2 separate regions of the Homo sapiens genome follow, and region 1 is linked to region 2. The links are chromatin loops, found by intact Hi-C in ENCODE. Cell type or tissue: endothelial cell of umbilical vein. All regions are shown on one strand.

What was found. A loop is a pair of places that touch in the nucleus more often than their neighbours do. Peaks named below come from ENCODE experiments on the same cell type or tissue, not always from the same donor. Only the 100,000 strongest peaks of a DNase experiment are listed, where the experiment ranks them.
Region 1: a loop joins it to region 2, with 24 times the contacts of the local background. A loop is called at or near these places in 3 of 110 quality-filtered maps.

What each region holds. Positions count from the first base shown.
Region 1 is chr4:149,027,680-149,035,679 of GRCh38, reverse strand. LOC107986195 (a long non-coding RNA gene) reads right to left here. Exons shown (of 4, transcript XR_001741441.2): 4 at 2,822-8,000. Among named protein-coding and RNA genes, the nearest start is that of LINC02430, 120 kb to the left of the region's middle. In endothelial cell of umbilical vein, a CTCF peak has its summit at 4,062; DNase peaks (open chromatin) are centred at 4,089 and 6,269.
Region 2 is chr4:148,280,500-148,288,499 of GRCh38, reverse strand. The region is part of intron 2 of NR3C2 (nuclear receptor subfamily 3 group C member 2); the gene reads left to right. Among named protein-coding and RNA genes, the nearest start is that of NR3C2, 160 kb to the left of the region's middle. In endothelial cell of umbilical vein, no CTCF peak of the experiment used is centred here; a DNase peak (open chromatin) is centred at 3,759.

The DNA of each region.
Region 1 (8,000 bases), 750 kb before region 2:
GGCAACACAGCCAAACCGTATCATTGAGAAACTAAAGCTATGTTAAGAAAACAGCTAAGGAAAGTTCCCCAGTGATGTGGTTGTCAAGTGGCATTTATGCCTATTATTTTGTTTAAGGATATTCAACTTGATCATCCAATTTCAGCAAAATCTTCTATACTTCAGAATACCCTGCAAATGTGATTTCAATTTTTTGGTAGAAACTGAAGGGGGGATAAATTTTACATCTGAGTCAACATGGTAAAGAAGAGAGTCAGCAGGGGACCCAAGGACAGATGTGAACAGAGAAATTGAGTTACCCAGAAATGTTCAGAAGTATTTGAAAAGGCTTTGTGCTGTCATAGGATTTAGACAAGGGAGTTCCACCAGAGTATCTACATCTCCATAGGACAAGAGAACTCACTTGCCTTTCAGTTAGGCTTATTTTCCTAAAACATTGTCTATTTTATTGAAATATTCACACTTATTTAAATTTGTCATATTATATTCTTTTAGAATTTCAAAATATCTCATCTATTATGATATGTTTTTGTCATACATAATATCCTATATTTATATTTTCTATCATTTTTATTCATAGTTTGATGTCTTCCAAAAGACCAAAATCTTGGATTACTTGATCTATTCTCATGATTTTTGGTTTCTAATTCATTAATTTATAACTGTATTTTAATTATTTATGCATATGTTGGCCTTACAAATTTTTAAGATGTGTCAAAATATAGAGCATAAAATAATGTATACTCGTCTACCATCCTAACTTAAAAATAATGCTCTTACTTTCTCGAATTACCTTTTTATATCTTTTTGCCTATTTTCTGTTGGGTTGTTTGTCTTTTGTTACTGATTTTAAGAGTCTTCATATTTCTGGAACTTCCTTCTGTTATGTTGGTTATATTTGTTGCAAAAAAAAACTTTTCTAAGCCCGTCTTTTGTCTTTGGCTTTTTTAAAAATGGTGCTTTGTGATGTATATAAAATTTTAATATGAATGTGATCAGAGTTGTTAATTATTTCTTTATAAAATTATTTTAGGTTTGTAAAAGAAATCCTTCTTGGCCCCTATGGTCATGAAGATATTTTCCAATATTTTATTCTTCTCTTGTTTCCATTACATTTATTTGGTTGAATTTATAAGTTTTGTATTTGTGGTGAGAGTAGTTCTTACACTTTTCTTGATTGATTAAAAAATTCGATTCATAAATGTTCTGTCTACATCCCATTTGTTTATATATACAATATTGTCATTTTTCCCTAAATATTCTGTACATACAGCTTTTATTTCTTACTTGTTCCTGAAACTATTTAATCAAACTACTTTGTTTAAAATTTTGTCAGTGATTTGTTTTAATTTAATAATGCCATCAGGATCCATCTAGGTATTGATTATTATCAGTTTTTTTCTTATACAAATGGTATCATTCTATTTGTGGAATCTTTTGTCTTAGGAAATTTCCTGTAAACTTGCTTTTAGGATTGTTTGTATAGTAATGTTTACCAGTGATCTGTATGCTGGTGCTTCACTTCTGACTTTTAGATCTACCATCTTCTCTCCCATTTGGTCCTTCTGTTCCTATTCTCTGTCTCTATTTTGGGAAAGCTTTTCTTTTACTCCTTTTACAACAAAACTTTATTTTTCTGCAGTGTCATTTCTGTCTTATTCTGAACCTGGCCTTAATTTTGTGATTATACTTATGTTTTTACAATTTTTCCTTAGGCCATTCAATTTTTTTGTCATTTTTGTTGCGGTCTTACCATCCCATCCTTTTTCTTTTGTTTCATAGCATACAGATTTCCACAAATATTTTCAAGAGGACAAAGATTTCTAACATGCACTCCTTTTGAAGTTAAAAAAAAATCCTTTGTATCTTACATGGTAAGTCTGTTTTCATCTTGAAACATGTGGAGACTTTTCATAGACTTCACATGTTCTTTTCTTTATTTATAAGAAGCATAGTCCGGTATGGATTACTAAGGGTTATTCAGGGTTCCCCATGTTGACCTCCTGATTCTTTCAGAATCTTCTCATATAATGGGCTAAGAACTAGTTAACATTCTCCAGCCCTAATATTGGCAGTCTTTTATTTAGAATGGATCTGTTGGACAGGGAAGGAGGTCTCCTACACCATCTGCCACGTCATTAAATAATCAGGAGTTGTAGAGTTTATTCTTTGATAATCAAGCATAAGTATAGTGATTTAATTGCCCAAATCAGAAAATGAGAAACTAATTTCCAGAATTGATTATGCCCCTGGTTCTTCCATTCGGACTGCTTGACTTACAATCCCTTCGTGTAAAGACTCTATTATTCTGTAATTCTGCCTTTAATTGCTACGTATTTCTTCTAATAGTAAAAAAGGAGAGGTAACAATAGGTTACCTTGTAAAGTTCCTCCCAGGCAAGTAGGTGGTGAATTCTCTTCCTCAGTTTCATGTCCTTGCCTGGGAAATTGGGGTTTCCAGCAGGAGCGCTTGGCTAGAAATCAATGATCAATTTTCCTGCACTGTTCAACATATCTGTCTGAGAGATTTTATCCAAGCTTTGGATATTAAGAATTTCTAATATCCAGTATTTGAAGGGTCATATCCTTTATTTCTTATCTAAGTTGTGGTTAAGCATTTGCATTTATCTTTTTGTGTGTGTTTTAATAGCATATTGAAAGACAGAGAATTGGTCATCTTAGACTTCTGGCAAAATTAGAGTGTTTGCTATTTGGTCTCAGGTCCCCTTTACACTCTTAGCAAATATTAAGAGCCCAAAAGAATCTTTGTTTACATGGTTCATATCAATCAATACTTGCCATCTTGGAAATTAGAAATGATACATATTTAAAATGCATATTTATTAGTTCACCTAAAATAACAATAAACCCACTATATGTTAACATAAACAACACACTTTTATTTTTAAAAATCTATACTTTCCAAAATAGACAAAAGCCTAGTGAGAATAATGGTATTGTTTCACCCTTTTGCAGAACTCTTTCATGACTAATTGAATGGAAGACAGTTCGATTCTTCTACATTCAATCTGTTGTTTTTAAGTTACTTTAATTAATGTATATAAAACAAATCTGTGTTTATAAATACTTAATGCAAAAGTAAACCCCTTCCCAAGGGATCCTTGGACCACACTGAAAAAAACATTTGAAAATGTGCTTTTTCATGTTGACATACCTCTGTGCAACACAGATAATCTGATTACAGAAGAATAATTTAGAAGGATCAAGTGACTTGCCTGACCAGTAATTAGTAAAAGCAAAACTTGAACTCAGGGGATCTGAATACAAAACTTTTCTTTCCTGCATCTAAGCTTCATCTAATCAAGAAATGAATCAGGCTCCAGCCATCTTGCTATTATATATTTTATGTTTGCATGACTCCATGTAACTAGATGAAAGGAGAGTGTCTCATATTTAAATTAATCTCAGGTTTCAGAAACAAGATTCAATACTGCATGATGTTCATCTTAGACATACAAAAAGTACAAATCTTTCACTTGTTCTAAATCATCGAATTACAGCAGAAGGAAGGAGAGTCAACGTGCAAGCTCCTTGAGGAGGGAAAACCTGTTCACTCTCCATTTGGTTCACCTTGTGCCTAGTGCATAGCATATACCCTGACAGTCAGATGTTTAACAGGGAATTATCAAGAATAAAAAAATTATTATCACTGTGTCCACAATTAGGAAAGTTTTCAATTATCCTAGGAAGGAAAAAGCACAGGAATTGCCTTCAGTTAAGGAAAGGCACAGATGGTGAGATGGGATTTTGGAGCTAGATCACTCATCAGCTGGCTGGCAATGAATACCCAATAACGGGATTAGGAATAGCTATTGGTGTAAGGTAACATGGCAATTGTTAAACCTTTCACTAAAGGTGAACTGGAATGGTACAGCTGTGGAGGAAAGTGCACAGGCAGGTGCAGGTGCAATGTGTCAAGTCTTTCAGAAAAGAAATGGGGAAATGGTAATGATAAAGATAATAGAATTGAATGGCAACTGCTGGGGACAATTAATGTTCTGGTGAAAGATGACAAAGGCTAAAGGTGATTACTCATCAATTACAAGCTAAGTGTGAACACTAGAGGGCCTCCAAGGCAGCATATAAAGGCTTTCATTTTCTAGAGCAAAGATAAAGAAAGCTGAGGACCAAGCAGTTTCCAAAGTTGGTAAATTCTCAACCTAGTCAGGTCCTCTATGCTAAGGGTAGAGGCCTAATGGGAAAGAATGGGACCTAGAAACATGGGATGGGGACATTTGGGGTGATGAACTAAAATATCTCAAATCTCCTAATTCTATTAAGCCCTCTGAGCCTGCGTAAGTAGCTCACGCCTCCCTATAAAGACTCCATACTTTTCTCATCACTTGCAGACAATGCAGAGACCCCTTCACTACAAGACAAGAGGCGCCCCTCTCAGGATCTGCCACTATGTACTCCCCTTGGCTCCAGGCCAACACATAGCGTTAAGGTGCAGCATAAGACAACTAGAGAAGTGTTGGGCTTGCCAAGGAAGGAAAGTGAATATGCACACATGGAGTCAATTTGCACCAGAAGGAAACTGGGGAGTACTACATGCCTGGATTCTAAAGGTATTTGATTAAGGAGAGGTGGGATAGAATATAAAAAAGGACAAGAGAGCATTTACTATTAAAGCCCTCTCCAAGGATATAGGATGTGATACCCTGGCAAGAATCTTGGACAAAGTATAAATGTTCTGCTGGGATAGCTTGTGAAACTTGGAGAAAGCAGTGACCTAAATGAAATGAACTTGAAATGCCAGAAATATCATGGCAGGCAGTAAAAGTAGGGAGCAAAAGGGTTAGGAAAGTTGGCATGCAAGAACATATATACTGTGTAAGTCTAGGAAATACACCAGATGAATACATCCTATGGGAAGGCCTGGAGGGCATGGCAATTACCAAAGTGAGTGAGATGGGTACCCACATCACTGAGAAGTTCAGAAGAGGCATTCTCCTGTAAATTAAGGCTGATAGTAGGAGATGCTGTTGTGGAACTGGACTCAATAATGGCTATGTGGATGATAGGCTTCCTCCTTCCATCTATCCAAAGTGGCCACCATTTAACCATAGGAGGCAAGACGGGCCCAATTATCAAATGAAGTGGCAAAGGCAGAGTAGCATTCAGGGACTTGATCCATGGAAAGCTATAAAGATGATTAATAGAACATGGTATTCTCAGGGGCAAAATAAATGTATAGCCTGCAGTGATGTAAAATCTACAAACAAAATAGTTCAGGAAAAGATAATCAAGAGACTGAGGGCCACTACTACAATAAAAAGTCACAAGCCCTGTCCATTTTCCACATTTACCCCAGTTTTGCAACACAGAACCCACTGACTTAAAGAGAGGTGAGTTTTCCAGAGGGAACAGACCTGCAATACTATGGCAAATGCCTATGGTAAAAATTACCCTGATTCATTTCTTGATTAGATGCAGCTTAGATGTCCTTTACTTAGGTAATTATAAACTGTGGAAAGAGAATTTTGAGAACAATTGAATACATTAGGCACTGATACTTGATCATCCGAACATCGGGGCCTCCCTGTTAGAGTAAGGGCACTCAGAGTGGGTAGAACTCAGGTAATAAATTATAATCCTGGCTGAGATCCAGCTTACAAAAATCCAATAGGTTCACAGACCCACCATCAACCATTTCATTAGTAAAATATGATTGATTGGATATAAGTGGTAGTTTGCCCACCCTACTCCCAACCTTGGTTGATTGGACTGTGGGGTAAGAGATATCATTCTATAGAAAATCAAGTGGAAACCAAGAAGACTCAGTCAAAATAGTCAAAAACAAGACCACATTCCTGGTGAATGGGCAGAGATTAGCGTCATTCTTAACCACCTAAAAGATGCAGAAGATATAGCCCTTAATATATCTCCAACAAATTTATCAGTCTGCTCCCTACAAAAGTGAAATGTTTCCTAGAAGAGGATACTAGACCACTACAACCTCACCCAAACATTGGCCCCAAGATTCTGTGCTAGATGCACTATCCCTGCTAGGGCAGATTAGCATGGCTTTGCTCATGCAGGTAACTTCAAATCTTATAAATTTATCACTCTCCATTTTTATCAGAAAGGGTGTAAGGAACATGGTTGTGCTGCAGCCAAGCAGGCATAGGGCAGCAGGCATAGGCTGAGGTAAACAGCCTGGATGACTCAGCAGGTTTGTGACACAGGCGCACAGTCCCATGTCTTATATAATCATAGCCATGTAGACATAACATAGAGAAGTTCCCCACCTGGCTCTCAGCCACTATTGTTTGTATAGTGTAGAAATGTAACACTGATCCTGTGAAAAGGCTGCTGAATAAAGCCATGTCTCATCTACCTGCTGTCTCTCGAATGTTCTTCCAGCTCCCTGTCCCACGACCAGCCACTCCCCTCAGCCCTCAGCTGGGGACGGAACCTGACCCTGAGCATGACAAAGGGGAATCAGAATCAATTCATGTTCACTCAGAAGGATCAAGAGTGAATAGTCTTGCCCAAGACTATGATATCTATCTTGACTTCTGTCATGTTATCAGACAGATCACTTTGATCAACTACATTGATGATTTTATACTAATTAAACCAGATACACAAGAAGTTTGCAAGTGCTTTGGAGGCTTTAATAATACATAGAAACTACAGAAAGAGGAGCCCCTTCTTAGGAAGAGTTAGGGGTCTGACGCAGCAGTAAACTTTTTAAAAGTCCAGTGGTCTGGGGCATGCCAGGATATGCCTTCTAAAGTAAAAGACAAATTCAAATTATTGCATCTCATGTGCCCTACCACAGAGAAGAATGCACAACAGCTGGTGGATGTCTTCAGGTGTTAAGAGGGAGCATGTTCCACACCTGGGCATAGTTCTCCAGCCTAGATATCAGATGTAAGGAAAGTCTGACAGCTTTGAATAGGACACAGCTGGAAAGGGTTCTGCAGCAGGTCCAAGCTGAATTTATGACCTTATTTCCCAGCAGATACGATCAAATAGGAGACACATGGTGTGAGAAAAGATGCATGAGATGGAAGTGTGAGAGACCCCACTTAACATCCCTCCAAGTGACCCACTACGTGGATCTGAGCTGCCCCTCCCCCAACTCTAGATACTGTGGGGATAGAGGTCCTGGTTCTCAAAGAACACATCCACCTAGGGACACAGCAGAAGTCCCGTTGAACCTTAAGTTACAGCCATTGCCCACACACTTACGGCCCTCCATGCCAACAGACCACAGCCAAGAAGACAAGTCACCATTTCTGGAAAGAGTAATTGGCCCTAACCATCAGGAGAAAGTAGAAATCCTGTTACACAGTGGGGGCATAGTGGAATAGGGTTGGCACCCAGGTGATTCCTTTTGATGTGTCTACTTATGCTCACTCAGTTTTTGTGATTCATGAACAAATGATATGCCATGGCCTGAGAAGGGCATGATGGTTATGGGCTCAGATTCCTAAGACCCCGAAGGTCTGTTTCAGAGCCACCCGAGAATGGAAGATGTGCTAGCTGAGAATGAGCAGCATGCAGAATGGATAGTAGAGGGAAAAGCTGATGAGTGACAGTTGTGGCTACAAGTTCAGCTCAGGTGTTGAGAAGCTGTTTGTCCCACTCGCCTTCATCTAAGGTTCTCCCAGGACAAGAGGTCCACCAGAATTTGCTGCTCTCAGAGTCTACACAAAGAATTGGATCGGGACATCATAAGGGGTGGTCCGTAGTGGGCGCTCTGATGCACCACTTTGATCTCCCTTTAGTACTAAGGGACATAATCCTTATGCTTCTGGGAGTGCTGTGGGATGACAGATCCCAGCTGCCAGCCTCACAGGAATTACACTCACCTGGGGAGCTACCTTGCCAAGGCCACACTCCTCCCTGGGAGAAGCCTGTAGCCAATGAATGGTATGAATGGCCGACACTGTGGTATAAAGCTCAGCTGACTCTCTTAAACCGGGAATAACATTGAAGGGCCATCCCAGCTGTAGAGCCCTATATGGG
Region 2 (8,000 bases):
TTTATGTCACCAGCCAAACTCTTCATTGTTATTTTTACTAGAATGACAGCTCCATGAGAGTAGAGGCATTATGTGGGTTTTCCACCCTGGTGCCTAGAACAGTGCCTGGCATTTAGGCATGCAGAATTAGTACTGGCTGAATGAATTTAGAAATGAATTATGAGTGAACTAACATTTACAGAGCATCTATCAGTTGTGCTTTGTGCTGCTCACATAATTTATAAGAAAATAGTCATGTATTAGATCCTTATGAGGTAGGTATTATTGTCACAATCTTACAAGAAAGACACGGAGCTAGAGAGTAGTTTGAATTTACCTAAAATTATTCAAAACAAGGTCCAGTGACCTCTAAAATGTGTATCACTTATACCGTGGTATCAATGGGACCAGAAATAGCCAGCAGTAATGAGAGCTGGGTTTTAATTTTCTATGTGCTGTTTGCAGACTGTTTTTTTATGGAAATGATTTTATGGAAATCATTTTGGTTTTCTGTTCTTCAGTCTCTTTATGAAGAATATAGTTAGTTAAATGTTTTCATGAATCATTTTGAGGGTAAGTTTGATATAAGTGTTTTTAAAAAGTATTTCAGTAGGTATTATCTACTATCTACTTTAGCATGTAGTTGGCACCTTTATTTTGTCTGACGTTAAGAACTTCTGAATGATGCAGTCGAGACAGTTTGCTCATGCTATATTTTTTAGAGTTATGTAACCAAAAACTATTATATACTTGTCCAGGAGTTACTATATATAAAAAATATTTACAATACACACTCAAGGCATTGTGTGACATATTTCCTACTAGAACTTGATTGAATGTAATAGTGAACCAAAATGAAAATAATATGGTACCTGATTGTTTTATCAAATAGTTTTCTTTTAATGGTATTTGCCTTAATAGAATTTGAATTTTTTAAGTATAGTAATTTATAGGAAAACTTTGACAGTTTAAGTTGGCAATTCCAAATCAGCCCACTCATTGTATTCACTAAAGTGTTCTTCCAAAAATAAATGAGTAGGCTGGCATTGTGTTTTAAACATCGAGCTAATTTTGGTTAATTATATAAATCTAAAAGCCATGGGCAAGGCAGCAATTCAGTCTTACTAGATGATGATCAGTGAAATTGTAAGACAGCTTGCTGAATGATGCACATCAAGCTAATAACCTGAATGCATTGTGTCCAAAAGGACAGTGTCTGGCAGAGCATCAGATAGGAAGCCTTCCCAGAGCTTTAATAAGGGGCTTGTGAATGCTTGCAAAAGAGGGTACAAAGTTAGAAACAGTAGTAATGGCTCTGATCAGAATTCAAAAACATTAGAGAAAAAAATAGTTAACAGTAGAGAAAAAAAGTGGTTTCCATGCATAGCTAATAATTCTGTTACATGGTAGAAAGCTGGGGTTGAGCAGCCTCATGGGCCATCCCTTACTTGCTGCTTATCTCTAGTTTTTGTTTAAATAAAATTAGAGTGCTACATTATGTGGGGCTTTCATTTAAATTAGTTGAAATTAGTATTCTGCCACTAGCAAACAGGAAATACAGATGCAGAATAAGAATGTGGTGCCGCTGGAGAGTTTAGAGGACTTGACTCTCTAACGACATTCCCATTCAGAAAAGAATTGTGACTCCCTTTGTACATGATTGTAAAGTAATGGCACAAATTATGTTATGAGAATTTTTTTGCTGTTATTGTGTTCAGTTGGTATAGTTATGTTGATGTATATAAAATTAGAGTTTGAATTTATTGAAATCTGTGTACAATCATAGAAGCATTTTTTTAACCCTGTATCTCATCCCTTGCCTTAAAAAAGGCTGTGACTATTTAGAAAACATCTTTGTACCTGAAAGTTGTATGATTTCTTTATCCTGGTTAAACTGATCTGTGATTGTCTCTTGGATTTATTCAGGAAAGAGGTGCATCTCTCCTTCATCCAGATTCCACCGGATGAGCCAAGAATGACTGTTGAGGCTATTTTACTTAATGAATTAACAGATTTGACTGAATTTTCTTTTTGCAGTGACCATATGGTTATTGTGAAGATCCATGTAATTATTTGTAGAAGTGAATCACAGGGAATTTTGATTGCTGTAGACTCTAAACAACTGATCCATTTAATCAGATTTTTTTTTCAATTCTGTACAGCCTGATTTTTACTAGCCTATACAGTCAGAAGCAATTAAATAAAGTCCTACAAAAGACAGCAGAGACTGGCTTAAAGCTAAGTTGAATAACACAGCTGGGTTTTTACAGTGTTTCCTTTGGTCTGTTACTCTTATCAGTGGGCTTGGTTTAGCATATCCCCAGAAAATTATATTCCTGTAACTGCCAGAGAAGTTTATATAACAAAATGATTTGTGCCACACACCCAGGCTTGTCCTGCAATATCACTTTAGATAAAGCAAACATTTTTCAACTATTTCTATTTAATACATTGCTTCCAGACTGTTCTAGTCATATGTTAATTACAAAACAAATGATGTATAAAATTTCATTTGTTTTTAATTGTCTTTTTAAACACATATTGCAAAATCATTCTTTGAATAAAACTAACATGTTAATATTTTCCCTCTAGAATGAATTCTGTGAAAGATAAATGTATTTTATAATGTATCACATATGTGAAATAGAACATTGATAGGAATTATGCAAGAAAGCATCGCACTTTTTAAGGTAACAGTACATTTGACTGTCACTGAAGTTACTTTATCACATCTCCACATGTACAAGACAGGGAAGCAGTTGCATTGTGTGCCAATGGAGGAAGTTTTTTTTGTTTGTTTGTTTTTGTTTTTTTTGAGACAGAGTCTCACTCTGTCACCAGGCTGGAGGTCAGTGGCACAATTTTGGCTCACTGCAACCTCTGCCTCCTGGGTTCAAGCGATTCTCCTGCCTTAGCCTCCTGAGTAGCTGGGACTACAGGCGCACGTCACCACGCCCAAATAATTTTTGTGTTTTTAGTAGAGATGGGGTTTCACCATGTTGGCCAGGATGATCTCAATCTCTTGACCTCGTGATCTGCCCGCCTCAGCCTCCCAAAGTGCTGGGATTACAGGCAAGAGCCACCACGTCCGGCCTGGAGGAAGTTTTTAAATTTCAAAAGGAGAAGTATATTTTCTGGACTTTTCTATAAACCAGTTTGTTGCTTCTCTTGTTGATGCCAGTAGAATTTATACAACTCCAGCAACATCGTTTGGGAAAGAGCCAGTTTTTCCTGTCTTTCACAATAGAAGTTACTGATTAGAAGACCCTAAATATTTTTTAGCATTTTCATGTCCATGATAAAGGCTGCAACAAGGGGTAAATAACTTTCCTCTTATGGCAGAAAATATTCTTATGAGACCCCCAGTGCACTTTTTCAGTATGGTGTAATCACATGACAGTTGTAGGGTAGGACCCTCAGAACTGCAGCTCACATCAAGAGCTGTGGGCTCCGAAAGTGAACCATATGTTGCTGTAGTCCAGAGAGATACCAAGAGAATTGGCTTCTGAGTCCAGCAAACCTAGATTCAAGTCTGTCCCTGCCAGTACCTGCTCTGTAACTAGAGGGGAGTTATAGTTAGCTTTTACTAGCCTGAGTTTTTTGTATATGAAATGAGAACAATGACCAATAGTGAGAAGACTTTTTTGTAGGACTGAGTAAAATAATACATGCAAAGACCCCAGCCCCTCAGTGCTCTCAGGTCAACACATATTAATTTCCTTCGTCTCTCTTTGAAGGTCAGAAAATTTGGACAGTGGCGTAGAATTACAGTGCTGTGGGCCAGTGTGCCATCTGATGGCAGAAAGCACTAATTGGATCTCTCTGCATGTCAGTGTAACATAAAGCTTGGCTCACAAGATACAAAGTCATAGATCCTTTCTCACCCTCCTTTGCTGGTAAGAAGGCTCTAACTGAGATTCTTGACAGCAAAATGGATGATTAGGAGTTTTTATAGTAACTTGAATGTATTTATTCTTTTACCTGATGTGTTTTAAAAAAAGAAACCTATCATTTGTATAGGTAAAAGTAAAATTGCTAGTGTTACTGAACACAGCGTGAGTACCTAGTCTTGACACTGTCATGAGCTATCGACACTCAGACATGTTCTTTTATCCTTTGATTCACACCTTCATCAGCAAATGTGTGTTGAGTATTAATATATGATACCCCTTTTGCTGGAGACTCAAAAATTAGAAGACCAACCCTCTATTTATAGGCTTATAAGCCTATCAACTCCTTCAGAGTAGAGGGTTGGCCTTCTAATTTTTGAATCCCCAGCAAGAGGGGGGAGCATTCCATACATAAGAGTTATGTTCCATACATAAGGCTCTACTCTAAAGAGTTATGTTCCATACATAAGGCTCTACATAACCCAGAGGAATACATGTTGGTAGAGGCAGATCCAGGCCAGACCTCCTGCGTGCTCCATTAGGCCCCCACCCCTTTGCTGTTGCAGTGTCTCTTTCTTCTTTATAGACTTATCTCTCCCGTGGGACAAGGTATGTGGTAGAAGGTCAAGAAAATCTTTCCTGAAGTGAATCGAATTAGTATATGATACTTTGAAAGTGGTCATTACGAGGGTGGGGAGAGCCTGGTAATCACTCGCAGTCTCAGTTGTCTCCTGTGTGTTATGAAAGAGTTCATGTCCTTTTGAATCTGTGGCAACCACTGGTAAACATCAAATAATAATTTGCCAGAAACTGGTGAAATCAAATATAAATCAATGTACAATGTACTACATTCTTTGTTGCCTAAGCAGCATTTATGAATTAACCAAGTAATGAGTTATGTTATTTTTTATTATATAGGTTGCATAATTTTTAGCACTTTTCTTACCATATTCTAAAAACCAATAGAGGGATTGTAAGGGCCTTTTGCCAACTGAACTATGAAAAGGGTAGATAAGGCACTGAATATATGACTATAAATGAAGTTCAACTGAAAACAACCTCAGGTTCAGATGATTGTTGTTTAACATTTTTTCAATTTCTTGAGCCTTTCAGGGTTTTTAAAGCACTTGCAAGCCTGGTGATCACCATGGGAAAAACACTGAGAGTTATTGGGGTCACCATTGCTCTTGTGATTCCTTTATCAATAGGTTCTTTATGAAAATAAACTTGGCATGAAGGGAACACTGTAAATTCTGAGGGTTGTAACTGGGTATCATTTATTTAAAAGTTTAGTGATCCTTTGAAAAACCTCACCAATTTTGTAATGTTGTAATTTTTAAGACTAACCAATGGTGCTTATGTTTTTCCTGATCCATTCAGTTCTCTGTAATGGCTAAAATTGGCTTACCTGACCCCACTCTTAGGCAAGGTTGTTTTCATTTTTACTTACTTTTATGAAAGCTATCTTATTCCTTTGATTGCTGCTGCTTATCTTTAAAATGACCCAATTAGTCTGATTGTTTACTTCTTCAAAGTGCTATATGTTTGCACTTATAACACACAGATTATTTTAAATAACGTTTCCTTGTGGTTTTGCTGTATGTGATTTTTCCCCCTCAGCTCTGTTTCCTTCCCGTTCCTTCTAACCTCATCTCTGATTTCATTGTGTTTTGTATTCCTCATATTCCCTACCAGTCCTTTAGCTTGTATTCTTCCCGCCATAGCCTTTGCCTCTTTTTTGCAGTCCAGTAAGGCCCACTCTGCCTATTGATGCCATGTTTTGCTTATGTCCCTCTCTTATATCCCTTCCTTGGTGTTCTGCCTTTTTACCTATTCTCATGTTTTCTTCACTCTTATTTTCCTTCTCTCATCAACACTCTTGGAATTCTTTAGTCTGCTCTTGCCAAATGAGTTTTAGGCAATATCAGGATATTTTTGTCCCCTGGGACTGCACCCCCTCCAACTCCCCCACTCCCACACACCCTGTGTTTAACTGGGACTTTCTTCCTTGTTTTCTTGCTCTTTCTCGTTGGAGACTTTGTCACTATCCTCTCTGCATTCTGCTAACACAACTTGTTCAATGAATGTTTGTTGCAGGAATAGACTGACTTTTCTAATTTTATCCCTACTTTTATGCACATACTCTTATGCTGTAAGATATATTAGGCTGGCCTGTAGGATTTATCTTGAACAAATTTCCATTTAATTTTCCTATTACATAAAATGGTTTTATTGCTAATTGTTTTCTGAGCCTACCATGTAGGAAATAAATAATCTATAAGAGATACTCAGAAAAATTATGGCCGGGCACAGTGGCTCACACCTGTAATCCCAGCACTTTGGGAGGCCAAGGCAGGCGGATCACTTGAGGCCACGAGTTTGATACCAGCCTGGTCAACATGGTGAAACCCTGTCTGTACTAAAAATACAAAAATTAGCCTGGCATGGTGGTGCACGCCTGTAGTCCCAGCTACTGTGGAGGCTGAGGCAGGAGAATTGCTTAAGCCCTGGAAGCAGAGGTTGTAGTGATCCGAGATCACACCATTGCACTCTAGCCTGGACAACAGCGAGACTCTGTCTCAAAAATAAATAAATATATGAATAAGTAAGAGATACTCATAAAAATTAATGAAAACTTTTAGATGTTAAAATCTTACCAATGCTTCAAGGCCCACTTCAAGTATCACTGCCTCTGCAATGAATTAATCTCTTACCAGACTGTTTCCATGACTCCATTTCTATGTATTTTGTAGCACTCATGAATATTATACATGGTTATCTTTACATATGTTTGTACTTCTTATTAGTTCCTCCAAAGGACAGGAGCATCTTTCCGTCTCCTATAGCATTTAGCATGATGCCCTGCACAGCAAGGATACTTGTTGACATAACATAACACAGATGTTTGCTAGACTGAATCGAGAGGTATAATGAGTATAGAAAATGAAAATTCAGAGAATGTGGTTATTGAGCTAGATCTCCTCATGAGGCAAAAAGAAGCAGTGAAGCTCAGGCCAAAGATTGGACCTTAAATAAGAAAGCACAAAGTACAGGGTATATCTTAGGAAACACTGATTTTTGAAGCTTTAAGATATATAATGAGTATTTCAATGTTTTGCAGTCAAATTTGCTAAATTTGTGAAGGAAGAAATGTAAATATATTTGGTAGTGATTGAAATTATGGAAATATACATTATTTGCCCATTTTGTTTTTCATTGAAAGGACGTAAGTCACTGTGTTAGTTCCTAGAACCATAGCGCTCAACTATGTTTGAATAATTTGAAACTTTTATTTCAGTTACATGTAAGTAACTACAGTTTAAACGGTTTTCCCTGCATTTACGTATAACTGCAGATACTGGTTTCGTGGAGGAAAATAAAATATGCTTTCTCTTATCTTTCACCCGCTTTTTCCCCAAGTCTGCTGCTCTTAGTACCACAGTCTGCTCCTCTCCTTTGGAGGTTATAACTAGAACAGGGATAAAGAAAAAGCAGAGAGGGGTCCTTGTGAACTTAGAGAACTGGGGAAAAAGAATGAAGTCTCAGGAGATGAAGGGAGGGACAGACACTAAGTGGAATTCTCAAGAAAATGTCTCTAGCAGGTGCCACAGCTCTAGCCCAAGGAGCGGAGACTGGGACTCAGTTTCTCTTTTTGCTCCTTGCTTTCTCAGCTAAGCTCTAACTGTTCTCTCAAACATGGTTTAATAAAGATTCGTCTAAAAGAGGAATTAGTACACACATTAATCTGTGACTGTTAGCTTTATATAGAGTTTACCAGAGGAAACAGCTCATGCACAGGTGTATACGCATTCTAAAACGGAATTAGGCTAGGTGCAGTGGTGCACACTTGTAATCCCCACATGTGGGAGGCTGAGGCAGGAGGATTGTGCTTGAGCTCAGGAATTCAAGACCAGCCTGGACAACATAGTGAGACCCTATCTCTACAAAACATAAAAATAAAAAAATTAGTTAGGTGTGATGGTTCACATCTGTAGTCCCAGCTACTTGGGAGGCTGAGATGGGAGGATTACTTAAGCTTAGGATGTTGAGGCTGCTGTGAGCCCTGATTATACCACTGCACTCCAGCCTGGGCAATAATGTAAGATCTTGTCTCAAAAGTAAGAGAATTAA